2 separate regions of the Homo sapiens genome follow, and region 1 is linked to region 2. The links are chromatin contacts, found by Hi-C or POLR2A ChIA-PET in ENCODE. All regions are on one chromosome and are shown on one strand. Each heading gives the region's core, a stretch centred on a gene start or an enhancer-like site at or near the end of the contact. The rest is flanking DNA. Distances are from core to core; before and after follow the strand shown.

The links. A loop is a pair of places that touch in the nucleus more often than their neighbours do. ChIA-PET counts read pairs that join two places held with the same protein, here RNA polymerase II (POLR2A). Pooled maps may share reads with other maps.
Region 1: a loop to region 2 is called in a map with no recorded cell type, with 7 times the contacts of the local background. The contact joins the enhancer-like site here to the promoter of NKAPD1 in region 2. A Hi-C loop is called at or near these places in 9 of 37 single-sample maps with no recorded cell type and 5 of 50 pooled maps. POLR2A ChIA-PET finds 5 or more read pairs at or near these places in 4 of 52 experiments (GM12878, HepG2, OCI-LY7 and 1 more).

What each region holds. Positions count from the first base shown.
Region 1 is chr11:112,003,499-112,007,842 of GRCh38, reverse strand. The region is part of intron 17 of DIXDC1 (DIX domain containing 1); the gene reads right to left. Among named protein-coding and RNA genes, the nearest start is that of DLAT, 20 kb to the left of the region's middle. Within about 2 kb of position 1,667, at least 2 of the 41 ENCODE cell types and tissues checked have a DNase peak (open chromatin) inside an H3K27ac peak, as active enhancers do.
Region 2 is chr11:112,071,799-112,076,021 of GRCh38, reverse strand. NKAPD1 (NKAP domain containing 1) reads right to left here and starts at 1,723. Exons shown (of 6, transcript NM_018195.4): 1 at 1,106-1,723; 2 at 379-455. The coding sequence starts at 447. It overlaps PIH1D2 (PIH1 domain containing 2), which reads left to right and starts at 2,005. Exons shown (of 6, transcript NM_138789.4): 1 at 2,005-2,042; 2 at 2,817-3,024. The coding sequence starts at 2,848. RefSeq lists enhancers at 1,231-1,280, 1,341-1,460, 1,871-1,920.

The DNA.
Region 1 (4,344 bases), core at 418-2,917, 68 kb after region 2:
TGGCTGGTACCGGTTGTTCCTTTCCATGTTTAGTGCTTCCTTCAGGAGCTCTTGTAAGGCAGTCCTGGTGGTGACAGAATCTCTTAGCATTTGCTTGTCTGTTAAGGATTTTATTTCTCCTTCACTTATGAAGCTTAGTTTGGCTGGATATGAAATTTTGCGTTGAAAACTCTTTTCTTTAAGAATGTTGAATATTGGCCCCCACTCTCTTCTGGCTTGTAGAGTTTCTGTCGAGAGATCCGCTGTTAGTCTGATGGGTTTCCCTTTGTGGGTAACCTGACCTTTCTCTCTGGCTGCCCTTAACATTTTTTCCTTCATTTCCACCTTGGTGAATCTGATAATTATGTGTCTTGGGGTTGCTCTTCTTGAGGAGTATCTTTGTGGTGTTCTCTGTATTTCCTAGATTTGGATGTTGGCCTGCCTTGCTAGATTGGGTAAGTATTCCTGGATAATATCCTGAACAGTGTTTTCCAACTTGGTTCCATTCTCCCTGTCACTTTCAGGTACACCAATCAAACGTAGATTTGGTCTTTTCACATAGTCCCATGTTTCTTGGAGGCTTTGTTCGTTGCTTTTTACTCTTTTCTCTCTAAACTTCTCTTCTCACTTTATTTCATTAATTTGATCTTCAATCACTGATACCCTTTCTTCCACTTGATCGCATTGGCTATTGAAGCTTGTGCGTGCATCACAAAGTTCTCATGCCATGGTTTTCAGCTCCATCAGGTCATTTAAGGTCTTCTCTACACTGTTTATTCTAGTTAGCCATTCATCTAATCTTTTTTCAAGGTTTCTAGCTTCCTTGCAATGGGTTCAAACATCCTCCTCTAGCTCGGAGAAGTTTATTACCGACCTTCTGAAGCCGACTTCTGTCAACTCATCAAAGTCATTCTCCGTCCAACTTTGTTCCCTTGCTGGTGAGGAGCTGCGATCCTTTGGAGGAGAAGAGGTACTCTCGTTTTTAGAATCTTCAGCTTTTCTGCTCTGGTTTCTCCCCATCTTTGTGGTTTTATCTACCTTTGGTCTTTGATGTTGGTGACCTAGAGATGAGGTTTTGGTGTGGATGTCCTTTTTGTGGATGCTGATGCTATTCCTTTCTGTTCGTTAGTTTTCCTTCTAACAGTCAGGTCCCTCAGCTGCAGGTCTGTTGGAGTTTGCTGGAGGTCCACTCCAGACCCTGTTTGCCTGGGTATCACCAGTGGAGGCTGCAGAACAGCAAATATTGCAGAACAGCAAATATTGCCTGATCCTTCCTCTGTAAGCTTTGTCCCAGAGGGGCACTTGCCTGTATGAGATGTAAGTCATCCCCTACTGGGAGGTGTCTCCCAGTTAGGCTACACAGGGGTCAGGGACCCACTTGAGGAGGCAGTCTGTCCGTTCTCAGAGCTCAAACGCCATGCTGGTAGAACCACTGCTCTCTTCAGAGCTGTCAGACAGGGACGTTTAAGTATGCAGAAGTTTCTGCTGCCTTTTGTTCAGCTATGCCCTGCTCCCAGAGGTGGGGGCTACAGAATCAGCAGGCCTAGCTGAGCTGTGGTGGGCTCCGCCCAGTTTGAGCTTCCAGGCAGCTTTGTTTACCTACTCAAGCCTCAGCAATGGCAGGTGCCCCTCCCCCTGCCAGGCTGTTGCCTCGCAGTTCAATCTCTGACTGCTGCACTAGCTGTGAGCAAGGCTCTGTGGGTGTGGGAACCACCGAGCCAGGCACTGGATAGTAGCTCCTGGTCTGCATTTGCTAAGACTGTTGAAAACGCGCAGTATTTGGGGGAGGAGTGTTCCGTTTTTTCCAGGTACAGTCTGTCAGGGCTTCCTTTGTCTAGGAAAGGGAAATCTCCCAACGCCTTGCGCTTCCTGGGTGAGGCGACGCCCTGCCCTGCTTTGGTTCACCCTCCGTGGGCTACACCCACTGTCCTCCTGACCTCAAGTAATCTGCCCGCCTTGGCCTCCCAAAGTGCTGGGATTATAGTCATAAGCCACCACACCCGGCCCAGGTTTTCTATATTCTTATTGATGTTCTGTACACTACTTCTACTGATTACTGCAAAGAAGAAATATTAAAGCCTCCAATTGTAACTAGATTTATCTATTTCTCCTTTCAGTTTTTGTTTCATGTATTTTTTGAGGGGGGGACGGGAGAGGACAGTGTCTCACTCTGTCTGTCACCCAGCTGCCCAGACTGGAGTGCAGTGGTGTGATCACAGCTCACTGCAGCCTCCAACTCCCAGACTCAAGTGATCCTCCTGCCTCAGCCTCCCAAGTAGCTAGGACTTCAGGCATATGCCACCACACCTGGCTAATTTTTTTTATTTTTTTGTTGAGTCAGGGTCTCACCATGTTGCCCAGGCTTGTCTCAAACTTCTGGGCACAAGTGATCCTCCTGTCTCAGCCTCCCAAAATGCTGGGATTACAGGCATGAGCCACAGTGCCTGGGCTGCTTCAGGTATTTCAAAGCTGTTATTGGGTATACACACATTTAGGATTATTATGTCTTCTCGGTGAATTGACCTTTTTATTATTATGTATCATCTTTATACCTGGAATGATTCCTTGTTCTCAAGTATACTTTATCAGATACTAATATAACCACACTTCCTTTTGATTAGTGTTTCCATGGTATATCTTTATCCATCTTTTTACTTTTAAATCCATTTATATCATTATATTTATAGTGGGTTTCCTATAAACAGTAGTTGAGTCTTCCTCACCTGTATGTGCATGTTATCAACATTTTCACTACAGCCTTTAACATATGAATCAGTTACTTTAAATTCCTTGTCTGATGGTTTCGACATCCTTGTCATATATGAGTTTGATTCTGTTGACTGCTTTCGCTCTTCACAGTGGCTTCGTTTTTCTCTTGCTCTTGTGGATGCCTCATAATTTCTTATTGAATGCCAGACATATGTTAAGACAGGAGAGACAGAGGTAAAAGTATCTGTTTAGAAATGGGCACACTGTTTGTTCTTCCAGGCCATCGGTAGGGACAGTTGAGTTAATTTGGTCAGAAGCTGAGCTGGGATTGAGATTTTTGTTAAGGTTACCTTCAGTGCACCACCATTTTCCAAGTCTTCTAGAGTTAGGTTTAGGGACAGCTGCTTGTTGGAGGGTCGTTCCTCAATGTTCCTTCCCCTCCCTCAGCTGTAGGCTTTCCTCATATGCCTGTGCCTCAGTCAGTCTCTGTATGCTGTTTCCTGCCTCAGAAGCAGTCCACTGCTCCTAATTGAACAGTGCTTGCTCCCCTGGTGGTGGGGGATGAGCAGTGCTTCTCTGTTGTCCTGACGCAGCCCCAGTTTTTAAGTGGGGTTTTCTCAGTGATCCTGTCCCTCCCCCAGTGGTAGGCGACCTCTTACAATCTGAGTCCAAGATAGTTTCCTGCCCCTCTGCCAAGGTAGTGTTCCTTTTCCTTTCCATCCCCACTAGCTGTAATGGGTCTTCACCTTTGCCTAGAGCAGGGACGGAGGGGTCAACAGGATTTACTTCGCTTCCACAGTGGCTTAAGGCTTTGCTCCGTAAGCGAGAATGGTCTGGATGTGGCTTCATGCCTTTCCTGCAGTGGCAGCTGCTCCCTTGCTCCATGAAGGAGGGAGGGAGGGTTTCTTTAGACTCTATCCCCACAGCCAACCTTTTTTTAACCAAAAGCATATTTTATTAATTTTTAAATTGATACATATCAGTTCTACGTATTTTTAGGTTACATGTGATATATATATATACACACACATATATATATACACATATACACACACATATATATACACATATACACACACATATATATACACATATATATACATACATATATATATATATATATATATAATTTTTTTTTTTTTAAGATGGGGTTTTTTTATGTTGCCCAGGCTGGTCTCAAATCCCTGGACACAAGTAATACTCCCACATCAGCCTCCCAAGTAGTTGAGATTACAGGCATAAGCCCACCATGCCTGGCTCGTGTTATTTTGATACGTGCATACAATGTGTAATGATCAAGTCAGAGTAACTGGGATATCCATCACCTCAAACATTTATCTTTTCTCCTTTTTTTTTGAGACAGAGCTTCACTCTTGTTTCCCAGGCTGGAGTGCAATGGCATGATCTCGGCTCACCGCAACCTCCACCTCCCGGGTTCAAGCGATTCTCCTGCCTCAGCCTCCCGAGTAGCTGGATTACAGGCATGCACCACCACGCCTGGCTAATTTTTGTACTTTTAGTAGAGACAGGGTTTCTCCATGTTGGTCAGGCTGGTCTTGAACCCCTAACCTCAGGTGATCCACCTGCCTTGGCCTCCCAACATGCTGGGATTTCAGACGTGAGCCACTGCGCCTGTCCTACATTTATCTTTTCTTT
Region 2 (4,223 bases), core at 474-2,973:
CATATTAATGCATGATGCTGTCTATCCAGAATGATATTTCATACCTGGTAAACGTATACCTATTCAAGAACCAGTTCAAAGATCAGCAGCTGAAATACCACTAATTCTGTAAAATCTTTTCTAATTCCCCAGTGTAGATTTTATTATTTCCTCCTTAGTGCTCCAAAGCACTTTGCAAATATCTCTGTTATACAGTACTTATCAAACTGTATTATAATTATCTATTTTATTCATCATTTTATTTCCTACTGTGTACGGAAGCTTCCAAAAACTAGATGACAAGAATATTCTTTGTATCTCCCAGTTGTTCCAAAATAATGCTTGGCACACTGCTTGCCTTCAGTAAGCGTTGAGGAGTAACTAGGTTGTACCTCCCACCTTATTGTGAGCATCTGTGTGCCGGATGACATTCCTCAGGAGGACCTTCCCCAGTGGAATCCGGGACATTCTTCAATCTGAAATGAATCAACAAATAACGTTTAGTAATAATTTCTGTTATTACTTTATCTTTTCTTGAAGTTTTATAAAGAAGCATATGAGGTACAGGAAAGATCACTGAACTAGAAGTCAGAGATTCTAAAGAATAGTTTTCCCTTTACCATTAAAAGAGGGAAATGCCTAAACACACTAATGTGAGATGAAAGGAGATAATGTACATTAAAGTTCTTTGAAAATGCACAAGACTACATAAAATTAAGTGCTTTCATGAGCACCATTTTATTTAATCCTCATAACTACTTTTTATATGAGGCAAGTATCTCCATCCCTATTTTGTAGATGAAGTTCCCTTAAAGCTGTAACGTCCCAAGCCACATAGTCCCAGGCAAATGATGTATGTCACTGTCTAAATTAAAAATCAAACCTCCAATCCCAATATAGTTTGCACTGAAGCAAATACGTAGATTTGAGAGTGTCAGGAACCACGGGTGTCAACAGTAACAGAAACTGATTACTCAAAACATCAAATGCAAAGATGTCCTAAATTTCTCCATTTGGGGGCATTTTATTTCCTACTTGCTACGGAAGCTTCCAAAAACTAGATGACAAGAATATTTTCGTGTGTAGCTAGCAGGAGCTTTGTGCAACCACCCCAACGCTCACTCACCCCTTGATCCTGAGGAAATCAGGCATCTTGCTAGTGAGACGAAGAACCACTCCATTACAAGATCTCCTCCGACCCAGGAAGCCAAGGAGTCAGGGCTCAAAGGCAGCTCTGCAGCTTCACCCGAGTCCTTCGTGAAAACGCAGCCTTCCCACTGGTTACTCTGCCCTCACCTGTGGCCCAGGCCACTGCCGCGTTTCCCCCAGCCCAGACCGACAGGCAGATCTCTCTCCCGGACTGAGGCCGGAGGCTGAGCCGGGGCGGAATTCGGACAGCCCGGTTGACCTGGGCATTCCCCGCTCACGCTCCTCTAGGACGAACCCCGGGGGTAAGTTTCACTCCCCAGAAAGGCTGGGAACGCTTTGGATGGCTACGGCCTTCGGTTGGGCCCCAGAAAGTATCTAGGGAGCCTGAAGCGGGGGTTGAGGTTTCCAAGTGGAAGACAGAGGAAATATCCCCATCTTTGTCACCGGGATCCCTGTTCCCCAGCGGCCTCGGAGCTCCCGGTAACCTTCCCTCCAAACGCCCTCCCCACACAAATACACACAAACACACCCATACCGTGCGCCGCAGCCTCGCGTGGCGGGGGGTAGGGGGGAAGAAGTGGTTTGGGAGAAAAAGGAGGAGACTTCCTTTTCAGGCCGGAAGTCGTGCTCCTGAGAAATCGTCCCACCAACAGGCAGCCCAGAGACTCCCACAAGGGAGGGTTTTCAGGACACTCCAGAGGTTGACGGGTGCAGAAGGAAGGCGGGCGCTTTCCTGGAAGAGAAGTGGGTCAGGCCCAACTGAAAAGCAAGCCTGGCACCAGAAGGGGGACATTCCGGAACTAGATATGAAGAGACTTTTCTCCCTGAAGTTCCCCGGACCCAATTAGATGTTGTACCCAGGCTGGTTACCCTGGTAACAGGCGTCGCGGTTTGTCAAGGAACTGAGAGAAGAGGTGGGTTTGCCAACCTATAGAATGATTACCCGTTAGAACTGAGAGAAGAGGTGGGTTTGCAGACCTATGGAATGATTATCCGTTAGTTAAGTTTCCCGTTTAGCATAACCCTTACACAGTAATTGAAGAATCTAAACCTCTTTTCCTCATTCTAAAGATGCTGTGGGACACCTCTCCAATGGGAGAAGAGGCTAAGGAGATTTATCTGAAGACGTAGAGAAGTGTCCCAGCCTCTCTATTAGCTTACTTAATCTCGCAATAATCCTATGGTAGAGGTATTATCGTCTTCATTTTGAACAGAACATTAATTGCTCAAGGTCACAGAGCTAGTGAGAGATAGAACTAAGACCGGAATCTAGGCATTCTGGCTCACAAGTCCATGCTTTGAAATACTAAACTATACTGAGGATTAAGGAAGTCTTATGTGGCCCTCACCCCACACCACACCTCTGGCAATTTCAGAACTGGGGAGCCACCAGTCAGGTGTTGGAACAAGAAGATCAGGAAACCCAGACTTAAAATGATTACTCTGACTTGTCAGGGTCCAAATAGAAGTAAGGCCTTATCTGAGAGGACAATGTGAGAATTTAGGAAGAGGTACTAGATAATTAAAGAATAAGGAAAACATAAAGTGGTGCTGATCCACAACCTTTTAGACACAAATGCTGTCCTAACTTCACCAAAACAATTCCTGACCCATTCCACCTCCCCAAAGCAGAAATGAATCAATAATTACACAGACAGTTTTCTTCCTGAAGTCGTGTTTTTCCACAGGCTTAAGAAAATTATTCACCACTCATAAGTCATGGAGACATCCTCAAAAGGTCTGCTTACCCAAGTTACTCAGTTTTGGAACCTCCTAGATGATCTAGCTCAGAGTGACCCTGAGGGCTATGAGAAGTTTATTCAGCAGCAGCTGAAAGAAGGGAAACAGCTCTGTGCTGCCCCAGAACCACAGCTTTGTCTACAGACCAGGATTCTGGTATGTCGAGTTGGTGCCAGGGATGGGGAGGTCTTGAATGAAATGATCCCAGAATAACCAGAGAATACTTTACACTTAGGTATTGCTAATTTTTTTTGTTTTTTTTTTGTTTTGTTTTGTTTTGTTTTGTTTTTTGAGACAGAGTCTTACTTTGTCACCAGGCTGGAGTGCAATGGTGTGGTCTTGGCTCGCTGCAACCTCTGCCTCCCGGGTTTAAGCGATTCTCCTGCCTCAGCCTCCCAAGTAGCTGGGATTACAGGTGTGTACTACCATGCCCGGCTAATTTTTGTATTATTAGTAGAGGCGGGGTTTCACCATGTTGGCCAGGCTGGTCTTGAACTCCTGACTTCAGGTGATCCACCTGACTCAGCCTCCCAAAGTGCTGGGATTACAGGCATGAGCCACTGCGCCTGGCAGACTTTTTTTTTTTTTTTTTTTTTTTTTTTTTGAGATAGGGTCTTGCTGGCTCTGTCGCTCAAGCTGGAGTGCAGTGGCACAATCACAGCTCACAATCACAGCTCATTGCAGCCCAAGCGATCCTCCCACCTCAGCCTCCCAAGTAGCTGGGATCACAGGTGGGCATCACCACACCCGGCTAATTTTTAAATGATTTTTGTAGAGACAGGGTCTCCCTATGTTTCACAGGCTAATCTCGAACTCCTAGGCCTCAAGCAACCCTCCTACCTCAGCCTCTCAAAGTACTAGGGTAACATACGTGAGCCACCACCCCAGTCTGGATTCCTAATTAAAAGCCAGCAGCCTTGGGGAAATCAAATAACAACAGTATAATCAAACGCAGTTTTAATACATGAAATGACTTACTTGGAGCCTAAAATTCTTTCATTCCTGTGGTGAGTGGCTTTTAGGATATTATTTTTTAAATGTTTTTGTTTTTGTTTTTTTTGAGATGGAGTTTCACTCTCGTCACCCGGGCAGGAGTGCAATGGCACAATCTTGGCTCACTGCAACCTCCGCCTCCTGGGTTCAAGCGATTCTCCTGCCTCAGCCTCCCGAGTAGCTGGGATTACAGGTATCCACCACCACACCTGGCTAATTTTTGTATTTTTAGTAGAAACGGAGTTTCACCATGTTGGCCAGGCTGGTCTCAAATTCCTGACCTCAGGTGATCCGGCCGCCTTGGACCCCCAAAGTGCTCGGATTACAGGCGGGAGCCACCATGCCTGGCCTTAAATGGTTTT